Linked DNA regions of Homo sapiens: all the other regions are linked to region 3. The links are chromatin contacts, found by Hi-C or POLR2A ChIA-PET in ENCODE. All regions are on one chromosome and are shown on one strand. The core of a region is the stretch at or near the end of the contact, and the rest is flanking DNA. Distances in the headings are between cores, read along the strand shown. Region 1 holds the start of UBE2C (ubiquitin conjugating enzyme E2 C). Region 2 holds the start of ACOT8 (acyl-CoA thioesterase 8). Region 3 holds the start of YWHAB (tyrosine 3-monooxygenase/tryptophan 5-monooxygenase activation protein beta). Region 4 holds the start of WFDC3 (WAP four-disulfide core domain 3).

Region 1 (3,127 bases), core at 493-2,992, 930 kb after region 3:
GGAGGACATCCGGGACCTTGCGGCCAGTGATGATTACAGGTAAAACCAGTGGGTCTCCTGCCCCTTCTCCTCTCCCTGCCTCCAAATAGCCCCTAGAATGAGGCAGGGCCTACATCCTCACTTCCCCCAACTTCTCTCTTCAATGTCTGTTCCAGAGGATGCCTGGATCTGAAGCTAGAGGAATTGAAATCCTTTGTCCTACCCTCCTGGATGGTGGAGAAGATGAGAAAGTATATGGAGACACTACGGACAGAGAATGAGCATCGTGCTGTTGAAGCACCTCCACAGACCTGAGGCCGGGTCCCCTGGCCACACTTGGCAGCCCTCCTCCAAAGCCCTCTTCCTCACGTGGCTGAGGCCACCGCTGGGACTGCTCCTAGATGGATCTCAGCGGCATTAAGCTGTGCCTGAGCGAGTTTGTAGTGACTCACTGCACAGCACCCCCAGACTAGCATGTGGTTCTATATTTGTAAAGTTATTGGGATAAGAAACAATTAAACAGTTTGTAGTAAACACAGATGGTGAACCTGCTGTGCCCTCTACCTTGTGGGAATTGACAGAACATCAAGGGCTCTAGAAGTGGGTGTAGGAAAAAAGGACGAGATAACCCTCACCCATAACAGTATAGAGCCAGGCTTGATAAGACCAACCTGGGAGCACCATGTACCCTGCCCGTCTTCCCTTTGCCCATTTGTAGTTTCCTTACCCAGCTAATGTAAGGACATGGCAGAATGCGATGGAGTTTGATGACAGATCATATGAAAAATAGAGTTGGCTTTTATTGCTCCCATTTTACAGGTTAAGATACTAAAGGACCCGCCCCAAGGTTACACACTACCCACTGGGGAGGTAGGATATACAGGATATGAACCTGTGTTGTTGGGGTTTTTGTTTGTTTGAAGACAGTCTTGCTCTGTTGCCCAGGCTAGAGTGCAGCCTCTGGCTCAAGCGATTCTCCCGCCTCAGCCTCGCCAGTAGCTGGGACTACAGGCTCGTGCCACCTCACCAGCCTTTTTTTTTTTTCTTTTCTTTTTTTTTTTTTTTCTTTTAAGTAGAGACAGGTCTCCCTATCCTGTTGCTCAGGCTGGTCTCGAACTCCTGGGTTCAAGTGATCCTCCTGCCTGGGCCTTCCAAAGTGTTCGGGATTACGGACGTGAGCCACTGCGACCAGCCTGAACCAATGTTGCCTTTTTTTATTTCTGTCATCTCTGCGGAGATGTATGGACCTATGTTTTCTAATAGGGAGCCTGCTGCTCTGGCCATCAGCCTTTAGTTTTTCCCCTCGCTGGGATTTTCAGATACTTAGGACGCAGCAAAGGTGCCCAGGCGATTATAATGGTGGGAGGGTACCAGTGCTGCAGGATTGGAGGCACTCCCTGCCCGAGGGAAATTGGATCAAGGCTGGGCGTGCCGAGTGTTCCCACGCGGAGTAAGACGTGTAGCCAGAAGGAGGGGTTCATCCCACGTGGACGTTTTCTTGGCCCTTTAATGGTTAGCGTTTTCCAACGGCCACCAATTCGCTACGGATTCGTTAGTTAATGGCAGCATCATCTACCAATCGGTTGTCAGAAGCGGGATTCTGCCGCCCAATAGCGGTGCGCCAGTGGGTAGGTCTAGCAGTGGCGCAGCAATAGAGCGCTCCGGAGCGTCTCATTGGCTGGATCAAACCCAAGCGAGCCATTGATTGGTCGACGCCCCCAGAGGGTTACAATTCAAACGCGGGCGGGCGGGCCCGCAGTCCTGCAGTTGCAGTCGTGTTCTCCGAGTTCCTGTCTCTCTGCCAACGCCGCCCGGATGGCTTCCCAAAACCGCGACCCAGCCGCCACTAGCGTCGCCGCCGCCCGTAAAGGAGCTGAGCCGAGCGGGGGCGCCGCCCGGGGTCCGGTGGGCAAAAGGTGAGTGATGCGGCCTACCACTCGCCGGGCCTGCCATGCCCTAGGCATTGGTACCCAGAGCAAAGATTTCTAGGACCACCCCCCGCCGCCACCTCCTGGAGCGGGAGATCTGCGGGTGCAGGAGAACACACCAGGAGCTCGGGGCCTGGCATTCCCCTGGGCATGGGTGTCGAGGGCGGAGACTTCCGGGACTCCCACCTCCTTGCGCGGGTGAGATTCGAGAGATGGGGGACAGGCCAGGAGCTCAGACCGCTCTTTGAGACTCTCCCGAAGGAGAATGGGAGGGTAGGGGCGCTGCCAGACTCCTTCCCTGGTGGGCCTAGATGAAGACGCTCAAGGACCCTCGTGACTTGGCCGAGACAGGGGAAGGGAGAAGTTGAGTCGGGCAAGGAAGAGATGCTAAAGCCTGGGGAATTAAGAACATGCCAGAATCATCCCGAGGGAGTCTGGAATTAGGGAGGGTGAGGACTCGCTAGGATCGTCCTGTGGATCTGGTGAGTATACCCTGAGCTGAGCCTGACCTTGGTGATGTGGGGAGCCTCCATGACGGCTCCCCCTGAGATTCAGGTGGGAGAAGATGCACCGTCTGGAGGCCTGGCCCATCCAGACTCCCAGGTAACCCCGAATACTCTTTTTTCAGGCTACAGCAGGAGCTGATGACCCTCATGGTGAGTGATTAAGTGCCCAGAACCCCAGCCTTCCATCCAATTTTCAGTAGCCTCCTTTTTTCCGTCAGCTTTTTTGCTAGACATAGGGGTAATGTAATTTGCTCCCTCCTGGGAAAGAAGTTCATACACCCCACCTACACCATTTCTTCCAGCAGTCCCTCCTCCCAATTCCATCCCCCCACACGAAGTTATCTCGAACACTTCCCTGAAGTCATACAAGACCCTCCCTATCCAGTGTGTCCCTACTTCCTAGCCCCAACCAAGCTTTACCCACACCCAACTCCCCGCCCTTCTTGGTATTTCTAGCCTATGAATTTGGTTGCTTTATTTTGGATCAGAGTGATGAGATTAAGGGGAGGCTGGGCGCGGTAGCTCACACCTTATAATCCCAACACTTTGGGGGGCTAAGGTGGGCGGATCACTTGAGGTCAGGAGTTCGAGACCAGCCTGGCCAACATTGCAAAACCCTGTCTCTACTAAAAATACAAAAATTATCCAGGCATGGTGGTGCATGCCTGTAATTTCAGCTACTCGGGAGGCTGAGGCACAAGAATCATTTGAACC
Region 2 (3,099 bases), core at 292-2,791, 970 kb after region 3:
TGGCCCCAGAGATGAAAATGCTTGCCCAGAATGTAGGCCCATTGGAAGCTGAATAATTATGTCTCTAGCCTCCCACGTCCCAGCTGTTTGGCATTTTCTGTAACAATGAGTTATGAACAGCCCTCCATGACCTGGCAGGTGGCTCTCGCCTGTAATCAATCCCAGCACTTTGGGAAGCCGAGGTGGGAGGATCGCCTGAGCCCATGAGTTCAAAACCAGCCTGGGCTCCAAAGTGGGGCCTCATGTCTACTAAAAATAAAAAAGTTAGCTGGATGTGGTGGCAAGCGCTTATGGTCCCAGCTAAACGGGAGACTGAGGCAGAAGGGTCACTTGGGCCCAGGAGGTCGAGGTTGCAGTGAGCCATGTTCGTGCCACTGCACTCCAGCCTGGACAACAGGGCCAGATCTTGTCTTCAAAAACAAAAATCAAATAGCCCTCCAAGAAGTTATTTACAATTCCTTAAGTGGAAGGAAGGGAGCTCAAAGTAAGATAACTTCCAGTAAAGCCAGGAGAAGCCTTGGAGGTCAAAGCTGTTAGAAGCCTTGCTGCAGGGGGCTGGGCGCGGTGGCTCATGCCTGTAATCCTAGCACTTTGGCAGAGGTGGGCAGATTACAAGGTCAGGAGTTCGAGACCAGCCTGGCCAACACGGTGAAACCCCGTCTCTACTAAAAGAAGTTAAAAAATTAGCTGGGCTGTGGCGCGCCTGTATGTCCCAGCTAATCAGGAGGCTGAGGCAGGAGAAATGCTTGAACCCGGGAGGCGGAGGTTGCACTGAGCCGAGATCGCACCACTGCACTCCAGCCTGGGCAACAGAGCAAGACTCCGCCTCAAAGAAAGAAAGAAACCCTTGCTGCAGTCAAGAACTTCAGCGATGCTGGGAAAGAAAAAAACATGCTTAGGCCTCAGAATAAGTAATGAGAAACCAGACCCACCAAATGGTACTGGGGGCGGGATATTGTGAGAAGAAAAGGATACTGAAGACACAAGGAGCTGCGGCGTCGGTTTTAAGGCTGATCCATCAGCTGTGTGCCCTTGGGCAAATCACTGCCCTCTCTGGGCTAGCTCCCCCGTGAAGGCTTAGGGCAGGCTGCCGAGCAGGGTCTCTCAGGTCACCACTATATTTGCTCAGCTGTGCAGACCTCGCAGCGCGGAGAGGAAGGGAGGAAGCCAGAGCAGAGAGGACAGCTCTGTTGGGGGCGAGTTCTCTCCTAATCGTGGCAGAGGGTGCATCCCACGCAGAGCCATACTAGTCCCGGAGCCAGGGGCCCCGGGCGGCGGCAGTCAAGATCAAGTTTCTGCCCTAAAGGAGGGGATGCTGGGCAGGAGCTGCCGGCTACCTGAAGAGATCCTCGTCCAGCGGCTCGAGGTTGAGCACGGTCGTGACCAAGACGCTACGGAGGTCCCCAGGGGGATCGCCGCGGTCGCCACAGCCCTGCCCATCTTCTGGGGCCTGCGGGGACGACATCTAGTTCAATGCTGCAGGCCCTGCACACCCGCTCCGCGGAAGACGCGGAGACATACACAGAACCTGACTCTTCCGGCAGATTGCCCTAGTAACCGGAAGTCTCCTGCAGACCCCGGGAAGGAGGAATCTAGGTTATGATTGGTCAGGACTCCTGTCAGTCCGCTGGTGGCTGTGGCCCTCTTTCTCTAGCAATTGGAGAAAATGAATGCCAATCTGCGAATCCTGTGTGTGACTGGATATGTCGCTGAGGAGGCGGAACCTCGGGACTGGATAATATGGACTGAGTGTCATTTCCCCTGTCAGATAGCAAATACACCCCCTTCCTCTTGTAACCCGGTCAGGCCTAGGGTTCCTCCCTGAGTTCCAGAATAGGCCACCCAGTTGGGGCGGACCCTTAAGGCATTCTGGGCCCACGCCTGCCTATAAACCCTCATAGTGTGACCTTTGACCCCTGGTGTGATCTTGGGCCCGGGCTGGGACCAGCCCCTAGTGTGGGTTGTGGGGGCGGCCATGGAGCTGGGCAGCTGCTTCAAGACCTATGAGGACTTCAAGGAGTGCTTCAGCGCCTACAAAAGGGAGAACAGGTGCTCCTTCATTCTCAGGGACTGCGTCTCCGTCCGCTTCCACAACCTCAACCATGGCACCTCCATCCGCGAAGACATCCTGTAAGGGCGGGCGGGGCGGGGCGGGCCAAGAGGGTGGGGAGGAGGCTGGACCTCCGGAGGGCTGCCTGGAGGAGGAGGGGTGCATAGGCACGCATTGGGCTGCGTGGCCATTCATTCAACAGGCACTCATTGAGCACCTGCTGTGTGCCTTGTGAAGAGAGCTAAGCCTCCACGGCCATTGGTTTTTGACCACCCACTCCACTTTCACTCCATTCACAGGCTTTTCTGGAATTTATAACTGCAGTTTCTCCCATTGTTTTGAGCAGCTGCAGCAACCCAAATACAAAGTATGGCTTTCATAAACGGATAAAAACACCTTGGCGATAATTTCCTTCATCAGTCTCCTCTTTACAAAACAGTCACATGGTCGTTGGAATGTTCGTTCATTCATTCATTCAGTTTTTAGTTCTTATATATTTGTTGAAACAGGGTCTCACTCTGTCCCCCAGGCTGGAGTGCAGTGGCACAATCAGCTCACTGAGCCTTCAACTGCTGGGCTCAAGCGATCCTCCCACCTCAGCCTCTCAAGTAGTTGGAACTGGAGGTGCACGCCACCATGCCTGGCTAATTATTTGATTTTGTACAGACTGGGTCTTGTTATGTTGGCTAGGCTGTTCCCAGACTCCTGGACTAAGCGATCTTTCGGCGTCTCAAAGTGTTAGGATTACAGGCATGAGCCACTATGCCTGGTCTATTCATTCATTTTGTAAATGGTTTTTGAGCTCCTTATATTAACCGTTTTCAAACACTTTCCATGTGCCAGGCAGTGTTCTCTATGCATGCTTTACCCTGCAGGGCTTTTTTTTCAGAATTATAGATAAATGTTATTTTTTTGCATTTGACAGATGAGAAGATTTGACAGATGAGAAGTCAGGCTTAGAGGTTAAGACAGGAGTTGAAAACTCAAATGCCTTCAGGGATTAGGTGAAACAACCCAATGTAAGAAAGTTTTAACTTTGAATTTTACTT
Region 3 (3,311 bases), core at 812-3,311:
CCCAAAACCATGCTGTTTACGTTACACAACACGTTCTCAATCTTGTTCAACTTAAAAGGTGGCACAGTACAGGGGTCACTGGCACACATGCCTACATGACAGATAACATAAGTGACAAAAGCAGACTCAGGTCGAGAAGGGTCCCTGGCATTTGGGAAAGTCCATGCCCAGTCTAGAACAGGCAGCCACTCCTTGGCTTCAGCCAATTGTTGCCACACAGAAATGTGGACACAGTGTTACCAGACAAGGCAGAGAGGCAGATTTCTGTTCACACAGAAACTTTTCAGTTTAAAAAAGTGTTGGCAACTAAGTCAAACTGCTTAGAAATACTGGAGATGGCATATTGGGAGGGTAAGGAATCATCCAATTGAATTGGGGTATTTACGATGGGGGAGAAATAGCAGCTAAAGGATAAGGGCAGCTTTTGGAGAACCCTGATTGTCACACTCAAGGAACTTATATATTGTCATCTAGGTCTGAGTGCACACTAAATAATTTAAGCAAGAACAGGACACGATTAGAATGGTATTTTTAAAAGATCACTTGGCAGTTGACGGGCGAGGCTGAGACCAAATGGTGAATTAGAAGTCTGTCATTTAGCTAAGTAAGGGTAAAGGCAAGACGGCAAAGGCCTATTTACTTGGCTTTTTCTCCTACCCGACTGCAAACTCCAAGACAGCAGGGCCCCACCTGCCTTGTTCATTGCTGTGTCTCCAGCACTAAGCAAAAAGCCTGTTCAACATTTGTTGAAAGAATAAATGAACAGGAGAGAGGGAAGGCGAGAGGCATTTTGAAGGACTGAGTTTAAAAATCAACTACCTTGAAGCCGGTCGAGGTGGTTCATGTCTGTAATCCCAGCACTTTGGGAGGCTGAGGCGGGTGGATCACCTGAGGTCAGGAGTTTGAGACCAGCCCGGCCAATATGGCGAAGCCCCGTGTCTACTAAAAATACAAAAACTAGCCGAGAGTGGTGGCATGCACCTGTTATCCCAGCTACTCAGGAGGCTGAGGCAGGAGAATTGCTTGAACCTGGGAGGCAGAGATTGCAGTGAGCCAAGATTGTGACACTGCCTGGGCGACAGAAAGAGACTCTGTCTCAAAAACAGAAAACAAAACAAAACAAAACAAAACAAAATCAACTACCTTCAGAGGAGTAGAATGTTGGTAATTGTGAGAGCAGTCATGGAGGGGAGGGGAGCCATGGAGGCCTGTTTCCTTCCCTGAACTTCCTCAACGAGGGGGCATCTTAAAGAAGAAATCATGTACACAGATTTTTGTGGGTTTTTTTTGGAGACAGGGTCTCACTCTGTCTCCCAGGTTGGAGTGCAGTGGCATGACCATAGCTCACTGCAGCCTACAACTCCCGGCCTCAAGCAATCCTCTCACCTCAGCTTCCCAAAGTGCTGAGATTACAGGCGCGAACCACTGCGCTCGACCCTACACAGGTTTTTTAAAAAGACGTTTGTGCATTGGATTCCTGGCACTTCACGTGGCCTCTTCAGTCTACCAAAGAAGGAAAAGGTAAGTACCCTGAAGGATTGAAAGGATTAAATGAACATTGAGGGATGAGCAATTTCTGTTCTTCCCTGGCTCCAGCATTACCAAAGCACACAGTAAGAGGACTGACATCGGCCTCCGACCCAGTGAGGATTACTTTCGGGGTGGAGGGGGAACTGCTAAACCTCGAATCTCCGGGACTGGCCCTGGCGCGTTTCCAGTCCCAGCAGAAAGGGCAATCCCCATCCAGACCACACTCCTAGTCCTCCTTATTCCCACACAGCCCGTATCTTGACCACCCCCAGCTCCGCCCTCTCTCCTCCCACCTCCTTTTCCCGCTCCCCCGCCCCATTTCCTTCTTCTCCGCCCACCTCCTCCTGGGTCCCTCCCCCGGCCATCCGCCCTGCCCCGGCCCCTGCAACCCTGCCTTTCGCTCTTCTTCCTCCTCCCTTCCGTCTGCGCCCCTCCCGTGGGGCCGTGGCAACCCCGTGCCTCGCTTGCCCAATGAGAACACGGTTTGGGGCGGGGCGCGGCCAGGACCGGAGCGGAAGTGGCGATCGGAGCGGAAGTGGAGCTACCGCCACCGCCGCCGCCGATTCCGGAGCCGGGGTAGTCGCCGCCGCCGCCGCCGCTGCAGCCACTGCAGGCACCGCTGCCGCCGCCTGAGTAGTGGGCTTAGGAAGGAAGAGGTCATCTCGCTCGGAGCTTCGCTCGGAAGGGTCTTTGTTCCCTGCAGCCCTCCCACGGTGAGTGCGGCGCGGGGTCCGACCGGGGCCCCCGGGGGCCCAAACTCGAAGCCCCTCTCTGGCTGCTGCGACGACGGCGGCCCAGTGGGTGGGCCCCGTGGGGTAGCGGCGCGCTGCCTCTTTCGCTCCGCGCGGCCGCCGGCGGCGAGGCCAGACCTCGCAGCGGCCCCTCCCTGTTTCCGGGGCCGGGCCCTTTACCTCTTGGAGAGGCTCGGGCCGCCTGAGGTCCTGCCGGCCGGGCGGGGTGCAACTCCGTACTGTGCCGTAAGGGACAGCGGAGCCGGGGATCCCGGACCCTCCCTCACTATCTGCTTCGGGCCCCACGCGACCCCTCCCTGCGTCTTGGTCGGCAAGAACGTCCCCTTCAGCCCTGTCACCTCTGCTCCGTGCTTTCTGGTTTCCAGAAATTAAAATTTAATCAAACGCGGATGAGTTTTCTAGCCCCAGTCCCCGTGTTTGGCTCCTCCTGGATGAGTAAGGGGTTTAACCTTGGGAGACAGCAGTGGGGGAACCCCCTCCCATTTTGCAGTAAAACCATTTCATCATCCTTCACTGGTTATGGAGCCTGGCAGGACCCAAGATTCCCTAGGAAGGGAATTGGGTTTGAATCAAGAAAATCTGTTTGTTGGAGCCGGTTACTGAGTCAGGCCGGATCCCCAGGAAAAAATATCAGGGGGTGAGAATCGGAGTATTTTCTCACAGTATTTACCGTCATTTAATGCCAGATTCTTTTGTGTCTTTACCCCAAATTCCCCCATATTGTGTGTTAGCACGTTTTTCGGTCTGAAATTTGCCCGGTGGCTTCCTGGTCGGGGGGTGGGGAGCGGAGGGAAGAAGAGGTGGGAAGGTGAGTGCATCTTTGCCGCAAATGGAGAACTCCCATATAATGGGGTTTTCAGAGGTGGCAGCCTTGGTAAGCAATTTGCCAACCTTTCTGTAAAATACATGTTTCTTGTCGTTGCCTTCATTGCATTTCTCTTTGGTAAGGCTAGATAGCATCAGGTCCTGATTTTGCTTGCCCTGTGTGGGAGATGGAATTTGGCAAGATGATGCTATGAACATAAAATC
Region 4 (3,158 bases), core at 495-2,994, 910 kb after region 3:
AAGAGGGATTGGCTGCTGGAGTGTGGGAAAATTCCTGGCACTACCAAAGGGGACCTGTGATGGGAGGATCAAATTCTGTAAGCAATATACACAATATTCCTGGATGATGAGAAACCTAGTGGGTGGCTGGAAAAATGGAGGGGTGGCCATTGGAAAAAGAATCAAAGAGAGCCCTAAAGGGCATTGGAAGGACATGGCTTTAGCCCAAATAACAGAGGGAGGGATTCACGACACTACTTAATGGCCAAAGCTAATAACATAACCAAGCATAATAAAATTGTGGCTCCTGTTCATCCTAGCAACCAAGAAAATACAGAATGGAACAGACCACTCAGAAACTATCAAATAGGCCAAGGCGGGCAGATCACCTGAGGTCAGGAGTTTGAGACCAGCCTGGCCAACATGGCGAAACCCTGTCTCTACTAAAAATACAAAAATCAGCTGGGCATGCTGGTGCATGCCTGTAATCCCAGCTACGTGGGAGGCTGAGGCAGGAGAATAGCTTGAACCCAGGAGGCAGAGGTTGCAGTGAGTGGAGATCATGCCACTGCACTCCAGCTTGGGTAACAGAGTGAGACTCTGTCTCAAAAAAAAAAAAAAGAGAGAAAAGAAACTATCAAAAACCTACAGAAAAGCAGTAGTTGAGTTTGTTAAGAACTAATGAAAAGCACCAAACACCTACATCTTTGTCCCTCTAACCCACACAGGCCATTCTTGGACTGTATGAAGTCTAGCTGGCAGAACCCAAGAGAAGTTGCTATGTATGACTCAAATAGTCTGCCCACATATACCTCCTTTATTTCTTTTTTCTCCATTTCTTTTTTTCTTTATCTGTCCTGGTCATGCCTTTGGTTAGCTGTGATACCTAATGGTGTCCACTGGCACTGCTTAGTCCTATGGGCAGGTACAAGGTAAAACCTCCTTAATAGGATCAAAAAGTTTGGAGCCAGGAAGTCGCCCTTATGGTTAGAAGGCTGATGTTGGCTCATGGAGATAATTAACATTTGATGATGACCTCATATGTGCCTAATATGCTTTTTTTTTTTTTTTTTTTTTTTTTTTTGAGACAGAGTCTCCCTCTGTCCCCCAGGCTGGAATGCAGTGGCGCGATCTCGGCATAATTAACATTTGATGATGACCTAACATGTGCCTAATGTGCTTTTTTTTTTTTTTTTTTTGAGACAGTCTCCCTCTGTCGCCCAGGCTGGAGTGCAGTGGCGTGATCTCGGCTCACTGCAACCTCCGCCTCCTGGGTTCAAGAGACTCTCCTGCCTCAGCCTCCCGAGTAGCTGGGATTACAGGTGCCCACCACCACGCCCGGCTAATTTTTATATTTTTAGTAGAGACGGGGTTTCGCCATGTTGGCCAGGCTGGTCTCGAACTCCTGATGGCAAGTGATCCTCCCGCCTCGGCCTCCCAAAGTGCTGGGATTACAGGCGTGAGCCACCGCCCCTGGCCGAGCATATTAAAATCTAGTTTTCAAAAACTGAACTGCAGGCGCCGCTGTACCAAACGCTTCCCTCTGCTCCCCAACCCCAGCCTACAGAAAACTGGTCCCTTCCTCCTACCCCGCAGTCATCCCCAGGCCTTGGCCCAGCGGGAAACATCCCTTGACTGAACCGCCACTGAACACCCACACTGCACAATCGAGGCGCAGCCCTCCCGAGAGGAAGCCCCAACGACCTCCACCTACAAGGCCTCTAAGTGTAACTGTCCTGGGCGAGGCGCGGCGGTTCGGTTCCCATGGTAACCCCGCAGCTCCAGCGTCGCGCTTCCGGGCGGACGAGCAGCGCGCTCCAGTGACGTCACGGCGCCACTTTCCGGCCGGTGACAGAGTCCAGCGGAGTTGTGGGGGCCGGGGGCGCCATGGGAGCCACTGGCGACGCCGAGCAGCCGCGGGGACCTAGCGGGGCCGAGAGGGGCGGCTTGGAGCTGGGGGATGCGGGCGCAGCGGGGCAGCTGGTTCTTACGGTGAGGGCGCCCCCGGTGAGGTCTGGGCTCAGGCCGGGCACGGCCTCGGGGCTCCTGGGACCCTGGCCCGCGGGCGAGAGAACGCGGAGGCTGGAGCTGCAGAGGGGGTTGGCGTTTTCGCAGCCCGACGACCTGGATTTAAATTCTGGTGCCGCCCTCCTAGCTAGGTGACGTGGGCCATCTCTGTCAACCCCCTGAGTCCCAGGATCCTCTTCTATAAAATGGAAATGATTAGTACCTGTCTCATAAAACTTGTTGTGGGATGGGAAGATAAAGGCGGGTACAACGCCCCGGACATCACCTGACACAGAGTTGACCCTCGGTAAATACTGCTTCCCTTCCTCCTGCCGTGCCAGAAGGCAGGGTCGGGACTTTTAAGGCAGGAAACTTCCTCAGTTCCTCTTTTGTGGAGGAGGCCTTACAACTATCGTCCCACCCCAAGGCGGGAGAGATGGTGACGGATCTGAGAAGCAGGGATGTCCAGGTTTAACTTCATACCCACCCTCCACCTCCACCCCACCCCAGTGTCACAGGCCGCAGTGACATTTGTTCCGTTGGTCCCCACAGAACCCTTGGAACATAATGATAAAGCACCGGCAGGTGCAGCGGAGGGGCCGCCGCTCACAGATGACAACAAGGTAAGGCTGGCCCTGCATGGGGCTTATATCCCAGCCACTGGCTTGCATGGCAGATTTGGGATCCCCAGTGCACAAGGCTATGGAGATCTACAGCCGGTAGAAAGAGCACAGGACTGAGGAAGAGGAGACTCCGATTCTGTAACTCTGTGTGATCTTGAACTAGTCAAGTCACTTCCTTCTCTGAACTCACGTACAAAATGGGGAAGGGCACAGGAGATGGGTTGTGGAATAAACAATACCTAAGATCCCTCACATTCACTGGCTCTGTGGTTGAGGGCTCTAAAGAGGTCAGTTAGCATGGAGTTTAAGAGAACAGGCTCTGGAGTCAGACAACTGTGTTCTCATCAACAGACTCTGATGAGCCCGTTTTCTCAACTATAAAGAGGGATTAATAGTATGCATGTCAGGGAAGGGAGAGAGCACAAGGTGGGCCTTTGGGATGCTGATAGTGGTGAAATGGATGTTCACTATAATTACTCATTAAAGTGTATAGACTTTTCTGTATAAGTATTATATTTCATAAAAACACTTTGGGCCGGGCGCGGTGGC

The links. Hi-C counts contacts between places; a loop is a spot of excess contacts on that map. ChIA-PET counts read pairs that join two places held with the same protein, here RNA polymerase II (POLR2A). Pooled maps may share reads with other maps.
Region 1: a pooled map shows a loop between it and region 3 (12-fold over the local background). The contact joins the promoter of UBE2C here to the promoter of YWHAB in region 3. A Hi-C loop is called at or near these places in 6 of 50 pooled maps.
Region 2: a loop to region 3 is called in a map of naive thymus-derived CD4-positive, alpha-beta T cell, with 6 times the contacts of the local background. The contact joins the promoter of ACOT8 here to the promoter of YWHAB in region 3. A Hi-C loop is called at or near these places in 1 of 168 maps with a recorded cell type or tissue (naive thymus-derived CD4-positive, alpha-beta T cell) and 9 of 50 pooled maps. POLR2A ChIA-PET finds 5 or more read pairs at or near these places in 1 of 52 experiments (WTC11).
Region 4: a pooled map shows a loop between it and region 3 (7-fold over the local background). The contact joins the promoter of WFDC3 here to the promoter of YWHAB in region 3. A Hi-C loop is called at or near these places in 2 of 37 single-sample maps with no recorded cell type and 10 of 50 pooled maps. POLR2A ChIA-PET finds 5 or more read pairs at or near these places in 2 of 52 experiments (PC-9 and T-cell).

Annotation. Positions count from the first base shown.
Region 1 is chr20:45,810,902-45,814,028 of GRCh38, forward strand. UBE2C (ubiquitin conjugating enzyme E2 C) reads left to right here and starts at 1,743. Exons shown (of 6, transcript NM_007019.4): 1 at 1,743-1,895; 2 at 2,536-2,563. The coding sequence starts at 1,795. It overlaps DNTTIP1 (deoxynucleotidyltransferase terminal interacting protein 1), which reads left to right. Exons shown (of 13, transcript NM_052951.3): 12 at 1-39; 13 at 156-517. The coding sequence ends at 294. RefSeq lists a silencer at 1,546-1,735.
Region 2 is chr20:45,855,851-45,858,949 of GRCh38, forward strand. ACOT8 (acyl-CoA thioesterase 8) reads right to left here and starts at 1,542. Exons shown (of 6, transcript NM_005469.4): 1 at 1,338-1,542. The coding sequence starts at 1,465. It overlaps ZSWIM3 (zinc finger SWIM-type containing 3), which reads left to right and starts at 1,764. Exons shown (of 2, transcript NM_080752.4): 1 at 1,764-2,130. The coding sequence starts at 1,976.
Region 3 is chr20:44,883,644-44,886,954 of GRCh38, forward strand. YWHAB (tyrosine 3-monooxygenase/tryptophan 5-monooxygenase activation protein beta) reads left to right here and starts at 2,062. Exons shown (of 6, transcript NM_139323.4): 1 at 2,062-2,243. RefSeq lists silencers at 1,686-1,745, 1,806-2,355 and an enhancer at 1,792-2,408.
Region 4 is chr20:45,790,139-45,793,296 of GRCh38, forward strand. WFDC3 (WAP four-disulfide core domain 3) reads right to left here and starts at 1,745. Exons shown (of 7, transcript NM_080614.2): 1 at 1,694-1,745. It overlaps DNTTIP1 (deoxynucleotidyltransferase terminal interacting protein 1), which reads left to right and starts at 1,816. Exons shown (of 13, transcript NM_052951.3): 1 at 1,816-1,971; 2 at 2,539-2,609. The coding sequence starts at 1,867. RefSeq lists silencers at 1,899-2,168, 2,379-2,518.